Regions from separate parts of the Homo sapiens genome. Here all the other regions are linked to region 1. A link is a contact called in ENCODE Hi-C data. All regions are on one chromosome and are shown on one strand. Each heading gives the region's core, a stretch centred on a gene start or an enhancer-like site at or near the end of the contact. The rest is flanking DNA. Distances are from core to core; before and after follow the strand shown. Region 1 holds the start of WDR4 (WDR4 tRNA N7-guanosine methyltransferase non-catalytic subunit). Region 2 holds the start of PRDM15 (PR/SET domain 15). Region 3 holds the start of TRAPPC10 (trafficking protein particle complex subunit 10).

The links. Hi-C counts contacts between places; a loop is a spot of excess contacts on that map. Pooled maps may share reads with other maps.
Region 2: a pooled map shows a loop between it and region 1 (12-fold over the local background). The contact joins the promoter of PRDM15 here to the promoter of WDR4 in region 1. A Hi-C loop is called at or near these places in 1 of 168 maps with a recorded cell type or tissue (HCT116), 1 of 37 single-sample maps with no recorded cell type and 6 of 50 pooled maps.
Region 3: a loop to region 1 is called in a map with no recorded cell type, with 19 times the contacts of the local background. The contact joins the promoter of TRAPPC10 here to the promoter of WDR4 in region 1. A Hi-C loop is called at or near these places in 2 of 37 single-sample maps with no recorded cell type and 11 of 50 pooled maps.

What each region holds. Positions count from the first base shown.
Region 1 is chr21:42,878,195-42,881,827 of GRCh38, reverse strand. WDR4 (WDR4 tRNA N7-guanosine methyltransferase non-catalytic subunit) reads left to right here and starts at 2,289. Exons shown (of 11, transcript NM_018669.6): 1 at 2,289-2,421. The coding sequence starts at 2,333. It overlaps LOC105372817 (a long non-coding RNA gene), which reads right to left and starts at 2,116. Exons shown (of 4, transcript XR_937765.3): 1 at 2,073-2,116. RefSeq lists enhancers at 2,037-2,386, 2,457-2,566, 2,597-2,646, 2,299-3,263, 3,264-3,633.
Region 2 is chr21:41,877,258-41,880,800 of GRCh38, reverse strand. It overlaps PRDM15 (PR/SET domain 15), which reads left to right and starts at 1,457. Exons shown (of 24, transcript NM_001040424.3): 1 at 1,457-1,531. RefSeq lists a silencer at 1,334-1,383 and enhancers at 1,534-1,583, 2,584-2,633.
Region 3 is chr21:44,010,880-44,014,391 of GRCh38, reverse strand. TRAPPC10 (trafficking protein particle complex subunit 10) reads right to left here and starts at 2,083. Exons shown (of 23, transcript NM_003274.5): 1 at 1,832-2,083. The coding sequence starts at 1,898. RefSeq lists enhancers at 579-628, 649-708 and silencers at 1,259-1,928, 2,079-2,458.

The DNA of each region.
Region 1 (3,633 bases), core at 1,040-3,539:
CGCCTCAAAAAAAAAGAAAAAAAGAAAGCCATAGTTTTTATGAGCTTGTTGATCTATATCTAGGACTACAAGGAAGATATGCATGCTACAGACATTTGTACCTAGCAGTAGGTGCTACTGTAACATGTGGCATTAGCTTTGGACTAGAAGTCTGGAAAAGCAGTGGGGAAACTGGTAGTGAACACTGGAACAATGGTGAGGAAAACTACGGGAGGTGGACAAATGGTGAACAACTCTATGTCACGGTGAAGGATTTGTAAAATTGTTGCCCTTCAGTAAGATGGGCAGAGAAAAAGGCAACTACTGAACTCTGGGACTTGAAAAAGATCATATCAGTATAATGTTGAGATTAACCTGTGTTTCTTTTGCTTGAATATGTTGAGACACTTATAGAAAAGAGTGTGGTTAAAAACAAACAAACAAACAAACTGGCCAGCAGAATTTAGAGCACACTTTGGGTTGAAGCTGGGGAAAGTATTATTAGACCCAATAGTTGGTAACAAGTTCTCAAAGTAAGTCATAACCTGGGCCAAAGATCAAATTCAGAGTGGCGCTAATAAAATATGGCCTTAAGAATAATGCTGAAGTCAAGGTGATCTCAATGATTTAAATGTTAACAAGTGGCTGGGCGCGGTGGCTCACGCCTGTAATCCCAGCACTTTGGGAGGCCGAGGCAGGCGGATCACAAGGTCAGGAGATCCAGAACATCCTGGCTAACATGGTGAAACCCCGTCTCCACTGAAAAATACAAAAAATTAGCCAGGCGTGGTGGCGGGCGCCTGTAGTCCCAGCTACTCAGGAGGCTGAGGCAGGAGAATGGCGTGAACTCGGGAGGTGGAGGTTGCACTTCAGCCTGGGCGACAGAGCGAGACTCCGTCTAAAAAAAAAAAAAAGACTAGTGGGAGTGGCTTCTTGGGCATGGAGAGCACCTGAATCAGATTCTTGAGAAGCCCATAAAGCTTTTAAGGGACTTGTAGTGAACAAAGCACCACCAGCTGCCAAAATGTGGACAGAACAGTTTAGAGTGAAAAAAGGTCTGTGGGCTCACAATTTGCTAATGACAGGAAGGAGGTTGAGAAAGTTTCTCAAAGGGCACATTCTTCAACATGGCCAAGAAGGTGCTGGAAAAGGAGGGACACCCAAGAGGGCAGAGGCAAGAGCTGTGCTGAGATACAGCCTGGGGAGATACTCCCAGGAAGCAGAACTCGGGCCTGGTTAAGACTTCTTATTCTTGTAGGGCCTGAAAACATCTTCCAGTAGGATTTCAGAATTGCTTTGGACCAGTGATTACTGTGTCTCCTCCTCTTCTCATTTTCACATGCAAGTATTTATTGTGGTTATCTGGTCCCGGCTCACCATCATATATTGCGTGCACGGGAGAGAAAATTAATCTTTTTAGTTTGTAAGTCTCTGGATCAAGAGGAGCTGCACCGGACAAGCCAATCTAAAACAGACCGTGAGATCCTAGATTTTGTGCCTGATGCTGGGATTGTAAGAGGCTTTTGGGGATCTTGGGATGAACACTGGAAACTAACCATAGTTTGGGTTGAAAATATCACTACAGTTCGGAGATTTTAAGGCATCTGTGGCTTGTCTAAGTGCAAAGATTCAGTAGGCTTACTTCTAGCGACCTCAGACTTGACGCCACCCGAGACACCCTCACCCATGACCACATCTTGGACATTTTTTTTTTTTTTGAGAGAGAGTCTCGCTCTGTCGCCCTGGCTGGAGTGCAGCGGGGGCGATCTCGACTCACTGCAACCTCCGCCTCCCGGGTTCAGGCAATTCTTCTGTCTCAGCCTCCCAAGTAGTTGGGGCTACAGTCGCACGCCACCACGCCCAACAAATTTTTGTACTTTTAGTAGAAACGGGGTTTCACCATATTGGTCAGGCTGCTCTCGAACTGCTGACTTCATGTGAGCCACGGCCCCCGGTTCATTCACTTCTTGAAGGATCATTTACCAGGCATCTAGTAGCCATCATCAGGTCCTACGTCTCTCCAGCTACCGCGGAAAAAGATCCAGAACCAGCCCTACCCCGTCTAGAGGAAAGGATGAACATTAGGCAAGTACTTGGAATCGTGCGAAGTGCACTCCATCAGATCACCTTGGTGAGTGAACTGCCAAACCCGAAACACCGAAGGCCACCAGCCACAACCCGGAGGGCGGTCACAGCACCTTTCACGCATGCTCAAGGCAGGCTCGTCCTTGAGCATGCGCGGTACGTGGGGTATACGTCATCTCTCGGCGTCTGCGCCTGGCGTCACCGACCGGTGCGGACAGGAAGAGGCTCTGGGCTGGCACATGTGTATGGCGGTGAGGCGGGCGGGTACATGGCGGGCTCTGTGGGACTGGCGTTGTGCGGGCAGACGTTGGTGGTGCGGGGCGGCAGCCGATTCCTGGCCACCTCCATAGCAAGCAGGTGAGGGGGCCTTGGTCTTGGAACAGGGAGACCAGGCTGCGGGCGCGCGTCGGGTCCTGGCGACCCCGCTTCTCCCGCACCGCCTGGTCGCACCCACTCTGGGGTGACCCCGGGGAACTCCGCTCCAGCCCACGAGTCCTCCGCCGCAGTCTCGGCCTGGCCGCGTCTCTGCGCCTGGAGGGTCCGCTTTCGCCGTCCGCTCTCGGCGTCCGCTCCCCGGCTCCGGCGCGCTCCTTGCACTAGATGGCTGGTCTGCGGTGTTCTTGCCCGGTTAGCGCCGCCGGGTCGCTTCCGGTCTCCGCGGCGCCGGCGGGGACCGGGTAGGTAGAGCACGTGGGGCGACGCTGACCAGTCAGCAAGGCCCGGCCGAACACGCTCTGCAGAACTGGGAAGAAGCGGGTCTCGGGTCTCCCTGGTGAGAAGGGAGGGGCTTACTCACTGCGAGCTCACTGACCTCCAAGCGCGCTCCCTCTTTTTGCAGGGTTGTCTGTTCCCTCTTCCCGGCCTGCATCCACTCACCTGGCCTTAATTGCTCCTTAGGGCTCCAAGTCATCTCCGACACTTACCCAACCCAAGGGTGCACGTGGAGCTCGCAGTGCGCACCTCCCTAGTGGCCCTTCGCACGGCTCGGGTTTTGCTTTCCGTAATTTTATTCTCCTTCCTTAGTGTATCGCCAGTGCTAGGACGACGCAGGGGATTTTTAACTTAGTAAATGTTTGTTGATGGAACAGTCCTAACTCAGGACTCTCGGAGCAATTAGTAGTGCTGTCAGTTTCAGCCCCTCGTTTCCTTTCCCAGGTTATTTGTGATTTCATATTTGAAACGGACGACGTGTCTGTCAGATATACTGTATATTTTTTGTTCGTTTGGTTTTAGAAAGCCAATTCGATGTTAAGTTAGGTCTCACAAAAATTGTACTCAGAAACCCGTCACATATCCCAGATGATTTTGTTTTAGAGACTCACGGTCTAATATCTGCCAGAGTGAGCTGTGGATATATTAGACATGATTTGCTTACCTTCAGTCTTTGCATTTTGAGGAAATTCTAGTGGCTGGTGGAGTTTCTGACTTGGAAGACAAGTCCACGGTTCCATATGGAAAGTTTTTTGGTGCACTCGCTTTAAAGGCTATAAATATGTACAAGATACGTGCCAGGGGGTGAGGATGGGATAAACCGAAGTTTAGGTTCAGTATGGAAAATGGGTGATTCTT
Region 2 (3,543 bases), core at 208-2,707, 1.0 Mb after region 1:
GGAAGCCACTGTAGAATGCTGGGCCAGGCAGAGAAACCAGCCTTCACAGATCAACACTTGCCTAATCTGTCTCCGGCTGCCCGGCGTTGCAGCCTATGGATGTGCCCAGGTGCATCCAACACTTCCCATGGGATGGCACGTAGTATGTAAGCAAATGTGATGATCACATATGCCATTCATACAAGCGAGTCCGTCTCTGGCACCATTCCTGCATGTGGGTCAAAGGCTATGTGCATTTAGAATTTTTATGGATATCCACAAATATCTGAATGGAAACTACGCTAATTTATTCTCCTACCCGTAAAGGAGCTTGTTTCTCTAGTTTCTTCAAAATTATGCTATTAAAACTTTTTTTTGTTTGTTTTTGTTTGAGACAGGGTCTCACTCTGTTGCCCAGGCTGGAGTGCAGTGACACGATCACAGCTCACTGCAGCCTCAAACTGTGGGACTCAAGTGACCCTCCTGCCTCAGCCTCCTGAGTAGCTGAGACTACGGGCACGTGCCACCGAGCCCAGCTAAGTTTTTTAGAGACAAGGTCTGGCTATGTTGCCCAGGTTGTATTAAACGTTTTAAAAAATCTTTGCTAATCTAATAAAAATGATCCCACTGCGACTTTTTTTCTCTTATTGCAGCGTAGTTGAATAGCTTCTCATATGCTTAAGAACCATTGAATTTCCTACGAACTGTCCATCCACACACTTTGCTCATTTTTCTATATACATATATATTTTTATTGGTTCACAAGAGTTTCACGTACATGAGGGAAACGAGCCCTTTTGTGGCATCAATTTAAAATCATTTTCCCCGGTTCATCACTTCTCTTTATGAATGTAGGTTTTTGCCAGGCAGCAATGAACAAGACAGTCGGCCTCTCTGAATATGGGCGGCCAGGACTAAGGTGAAAAGTCTGTCCCTTCTCCGTCTCACGTTTTGTGATGGCACACACACTTGGTGGAGGGGGTCAAGAGAGGCCACACAGGCCCCCGGGGAAGAATGGAGAGCCAGGTCCGCGGCTGGCCCGGTGCTCACCGGTAGCGTGGCGGAGCCCGCCAGGCCAGACTCCCCTCGCGGGCACAGAGCTCGTGTCCCAGGGCCCCGCCGGCCAAATCCAGAGGTCACCGTGAGTGGGGGCAAGTCCCAGGCCTGTTCTAGAGAAAAACTCGACCCACCCACCGCCACCACTCCCCAACTCCGCAAGAAACGCGTCCGAGGAGAGGTGGAGAGGGAGCTGCCCGCGCGCGTGGGCGGCAGGGCCGTGCCACGTGGGAGGGGGGCCGCGCGCGGAATTCCCTCCGGCCAGACCCGCCCCGCGCGCGCCCGCTGCCCCGTCCACGCCGCCCGCGCCCCGCAGTCCCACCCGCAGGACCCCCGGCCGCGCCAGGGTCTCGCCTGCGCCCCCCGCGCCCGCCCGCGGACTACAAGTCCCGCCATGCCCCGCCGCCGCCCCCCGGCTTCCGGTGCTGCGCAGTTTCCGGAGCGGATCGCAACCCGGAGTCCGGATCCGATCCCGCTCTGCACATTCCAAAGGCAGGTAAAGCTCCGGGCCCTGCGCCCGCCGCCCGCCCCGGCGTGCGCCCCGCCGGCCCCGGGCCGCACCCGCTGCCCCCGCGAGCCCCGGCGCGCCCTGGGCCCGCTGCCCCCCGCCCCCCGCGCCCGGCAGCCGCGCGCCGCCCCGGTCCAGCCGCCATGCCGACTGTTCTTTGTTACATTCGCCGGCTGCGGGCACCGTTGGCGATCGGAGTCAAAACCCGGCTGGATTTCCCGGAGCCGCTCCGGGATCGCCCTGCGCGCCGCCCGCCCGCCGGGTCCCGCCGCCGCGGGCGCTCCTGGCCGGGCTCCGCGCCCCCGTCCCCTGCCTCGCGCCCCCCGCCCGCCCGCGGCCAGGCCCAGCGCGGGGCCGCGGGGCTGCCGGGCCGCGCTCGCCCGTGGGCGCGGCGCAGGGTCTTCGCCGCCCCGGCCCGCGGCCCCGCGGCCCCCGCCGCCGGGCGGCGTCGTCGCCGAGGCCCCAGGGGATGTCGTTATCCCCCGCCCTCGGGTACAGCCCATGCGGGTCGCACGGGGGGGTCCCTGGACCCCCAACCCCGCGTTTAGAGAAGCTGAGTCCTGGTGATGGGGTCTCCCAGACCCCCTGCGCCTTATTTTCGTAAGCCTTTTGGTGGCAGAGAGAAGGTAGCGAGGTGGATGGACAGGTGACGCGTGCCTACCCGGGGTGGGTGGCCGTTCGGGGACGGGGCGTGCCCGGCCGCTCAGGTGAGGCCCGCCTCGCGTGGACAGGTGGGGACGGGGGCCACGCGCAGCGTCCTGCTAGAGGGGAGGTGTTCACGCAGGGGTTAGCCTTGAGAAAATAGAAATGAAAACTCATGGAAATAAACACTCCTATCTGGTGGTTAGAGTTATCACCCATTTACCTTTCTTAACCCCCTAATGTAGTGGATGGTTTTTTCCCCCACAAATGCTCAGAAATTGCCCCTCACCCCCAAGTCCCCAAAGGGAGTTTAAAACGGTAGAAACAAGTGTGTGATCAGAGACACGTGGACCTGTGTGTGTATTTAAAGCTACCAACACTCGTTTTAAAAAAACCACATTGGCTTAAGCCAGACTCAAGTGAATTTGGAGAACCTAGCTTGGTTCCTGAAGGGTGGTGACATGTGAAGGAGCCACTGGCTTTGTGATGTACCTTAAAAGGTAGCAGTGACAGTTCTCCTTGGAGAATGCAATGATGTCAACACTCGATAAGGGTGGTGATCCCACCCCGGTGCACACACCACTACCGTATTTTGTTTCAAGCTCGGACATTTTCACGTGTTCCACGTTTTCACTGCTTCACTCCTTCCCCAGATTTCCTGACATCGCTGCCTCACGGTGAACGATTAAGAAATAGTAGCTCTATAATTTAGACTTTCAAGAGCAAAAACACCATTTTTTTTATAGTTTGTTTTTCTTCTATCTGTGATTCATACTTTTTGCCGCAAAGTAGCCAGCAAAGAACAAGCTAAATGTTCCATTTTGGAAGCAGGCGGGACGGTTATTTCTCCAGAAGACAAATAAATAAATTTAAAAATCAACTGTAGTTGGAAGGCTGCTAGCTTGTCTTAGAATAATTATATTTGACAAAGAACTCTTTTCACTTAGGATGTGGCTCTCATATCATTTTCGATGTCATTATCTGTACAGAAGGCCAGGAAAGAACAGTCCTGCCATTTTGCAGATTGAAGGGAGATTTAAGGCAACTGTGTCTTCCACCCGTGCGCTCAAGAGGTTGGGATGGTGAGCGGTGACTTAAATGATTTTTCAGACTCCGTTCCTCATTTGCAAAGTGTGGATGGCCCTGCTCAGCTCCCCTCACAGTGCTGGTGTGGGCAGATATTCATTCATTCGGCCATTCATGCATTCTTTCCACCAATGTTTACTGAACACCTGTTATGTGCCCCCACGCTGTAGTGAATGGAGAGAGGGCTGCACCTGGTGGACCTAATGTTCTGGGCAGGGGAGTGGAGGTGGTGTAGACAGAAAATCATAAAACTCTCAGGTAAGACGATGGGA
Region 3 (3,512 bases), core at 834-3,333, 1.1 Mb before region 1:
AAAAAAAATTCACTCTGCTGCTCAAAACACAGGAAAAAACCCACCACCAAGATGACAATCCAATAAATCTGTAGGAAAGAAAACCGCATCCTTCAGCTGTCCGTGATGCACGCATGTACAAAACTAAACATTAAATATCTCCAACACTGGCAACCAGATAACAAACTTTACCCCTTTAGTTATGGTTGAATCCAATAGAGCTTAGGAACTTTCTCCTCAGAAATGTATTTACATAATGCCTATAAATACATATTGCTATTGAAATGTAAGCAAGCTAGGAGGTAGAAGATAAAATTAGATGTGTGGATGTCCGTACAGGCAATGAATGTGTATCCAGCATTCACAACGTGCACAGCACTTTAGGAGAAAAATGTTCAACCTCTGGAAGACAGTAAAACTTAACATGAACTGCGCATGGCTTCATCTTCCCTGAGCACTGGGAAAGCCCCTGGGAAATTGCAGGGCCTGCAGACCAGCTCTACCCACATCTGCCCTCTGGGGCTGAAGGTGCAGAGTAGGAAAAGACTTTCAGCTGACAAATATTCTGGGGAGGAAAAAAGACAGCTACTGCTGAACTATGCAAGTCTCCAATTTTAAATGAGACACAGTCCACTTCCCTAAGAAAAGTCTATCATCTCGTCTAGGTCTCTGTAGAAAAAAAAGAGAGAGGAGGAGAGGAGAAGAGACAAAATAAAGCAAAAGGAAGGAAAGAAATAAGTCTATCACCTAAAGCTGAAGCAACAAAATTCAACCTTCAATATACAGTTTCTCAGGGATCTAACAGGAAGGAACACAGCAGGTGCACACCCGCTGACAGAGTGAGAGGGAAACAGGAGTTCTCACGACATACAGTCTACTGTGGCCTGGGCACCCAGATTTTGCAACAGAGAGTGCTTCCTTTCCAAGCACGAAAGACAACTAGAAAAAAACTAACTGCATACATGCATGAAAATACAGAATACTGTCAAAGGTCAAAAATCGTAACAGTCTGAAACACCTCTCTGCAAGTCACCTAAAAGCCAACCAACAAACATTTCAATACTTCCCATAAGCTCACTGTTCTTAACCGTATTTAACTCTGGAGAGTCACACTTCTAAAATTTAGGGAACATTTTTCCCGTAACAGAAAAACAGTTCCTTTGTGTATGCATTAAAGGAGGGGTGCGGGGAGGACACGACACCCAAGAGGCACCAGGTGTCCGTAGTGTAGACTCGAGCGGGAGGCTGTTCATGGGGAGCAAGCTCGCCTAAGCGCCCGAGCCTCGGCTTTCTCATCCGTAAAATGGTTTGAGTGCGCGGCGGGGAAGTGTGTAGGAGCGAAAGCAGTCCCGGCGGCTCTGCCTGACGCTTCACCCCGCAACAAACTGTTCCTACTTCGCCAACGCCTGCAACTCTGCGAGCCCCCAAGGACTTCCCCGTAGTCGGGGAAAGGGCGCCCGCGGGCAAAACCGCCCGGCGGAAGAGGCCGGGGCCCCCAGGTCCCGGGCGCGCGGCTCAACGGGGGCGGGACGGGGCGGTGGCAGCCCCCGCTCCTCGCCCTCGACGCCGGCGCGCGCCCAGTCCCGGGCAGAGTCCGCCGGGTTCCACCGGCTCCAACTGCAGCCGGCCCGAGGGCGCCCCCCAGGGGTCAGAGGTCGCCCGGCGGGAAGGTCAGAGGGCGTCCCCGAAAAGTCAGAGGGCCCCGCCTCAGCCGCAGCCCTGGTCACACCTCCAGGAAGCGGCCCAGCCCGGAGCGCGCCGGGGGCTGAAGGTCTGGGGGCGCCGGGTGCATAACGCCAGGGCCCGGGCCCGCCCAACGACCGCCGCGCCCTCCCCGCCTCCGGGCACTCACAGGTGACGATGGGCTTGTTCTCCATGGTGTAGATCACCGGCGGCAGCGGCTCCTCAGAGGCGTCCATGGGCGTCCGGCGTCACCGGCCCGGCCCCCCGCGCCCCATGGGCAGCCCCGAGGCCGCGCCGGGCCCAGCCGGAGCCCGAGCCTGAGCGGCGCCGCCCGCCCGGCCGCGCCAGGCAGCTCCGGAGCCGGTTGCGCCGCAGCTGCCGCCCGCTGCTGCCGGCCTCAGCCACTTCCGGCCTCGGCGCCGCCGCATGACCATTTCCGGGGCGCGCGAGGCTTCACGGGGCGGGTCTTCGCCGCGCTTCGCCTCCGACGGAAGTGCGCCCGGGCCGGCCGCGCGGGACCGGGAGGTGGGAAGTGGGAGGCGGAGCGGGGCTCCCGGGACACGTCCATCTTCCTCCCTCGGCAGTGGGCGCCCCGCTGGGCCCTGCGCCGGAGCTGAGGCCAGGACTCGGCAGGCGGGCCTCGCGCGCGGTGAGCGAGCCTGGACGCTCCCGGACCAGAGACGCCGGCCTCGCTGCCCTCGCGTTCCCCGCAGCTCGGGCGTCCCGCGGCGGGCCGCTGCTCCCCGGCCGGGCTCCTTATCGCGCTGGGGGCTCCCGCAGGCCCTCGCCGCTGAGTGTCCCCGGCGCGTGCCTTCCGCCTACCGCTGGGCTCTTCCCGTTTCCCTCACGCCGCAAATGTTTTTGTGGGGACCTGGCCCTCGGCATTTCGGAATGCCACAAAATAAACCTCACACTTAACTGCATATGGGCTTCTTGTGCACGTAAACGGGGGGGGCGGGGCGCGGGTGTTTCTTTTTCTTTTTTTCTTTGGAGCAGGGTCTTCCTCAGTTGGCTCAGGCTGGAGTGCAGTGGCGGGACACGGCTCACTGCAGCCTCCACCTTCCAGGCTCAAGCGATCCTCCCGCCTTGTTTCCCCCCGCCCCACCCCCTCCGCCAGTAACTGGGACCACGGGGGCAGCCACCACGCCCAGCTAATTTTTTTCTTTTCTTTTCTTTTGTCGGGATCTCACTATGTTTTCCAGGCTGGTTTCAAACTCCTGGGCTCAAGTGATCCTCCAGCCTTGGCCTCCCAAAGTGTTGAGATTACAGGTGTGAGCCATCACTCCCAGCCATAAAATGACAAAAACTGTCAACCAAAAATAATCAAAAGGGTCAGAATCTAGAGTTTAGTCAAATGCGAAGCTTGAGGCGCCCAGGAAACATTATAAAGAATGGAAGTCAGTGTTCTCAAACGTAGAAATTTGGGGTCGTTTCTATAGCCAGCGTCTCGGGAAGCCTAACCGAATTTCAGCGTCTTTTCTGTATAAGGCCTAATGCATAGTTACAACAGTCTGTTTAGTCGAGGTGGTCTTTTTCTTTGGGGACCCACTGAAGATGAAACAGTCCTGGGGTCTCTGTGCTGTCTGGTCTAAGTCAGGTACAGGACAATGGAGACAGCTAATCTGTAACAAAAATCACCAAATGGGAAGGGGGAGACCTGGTCTTTCTTAGTCATTAACAGCAGCAGTCCCCAACCTTTTTGGCACCAGGGACCAGTTTCATAGAATGCAGTTTTTCCACAGACAAAGTTGGGGTGGTTTCAGGACGATTCAAACACATTTCATTTATTGTGCACTTTATTATTTTTATGTTGTAATATGTAATAAAATACAACTTCCCATAATGTGGAA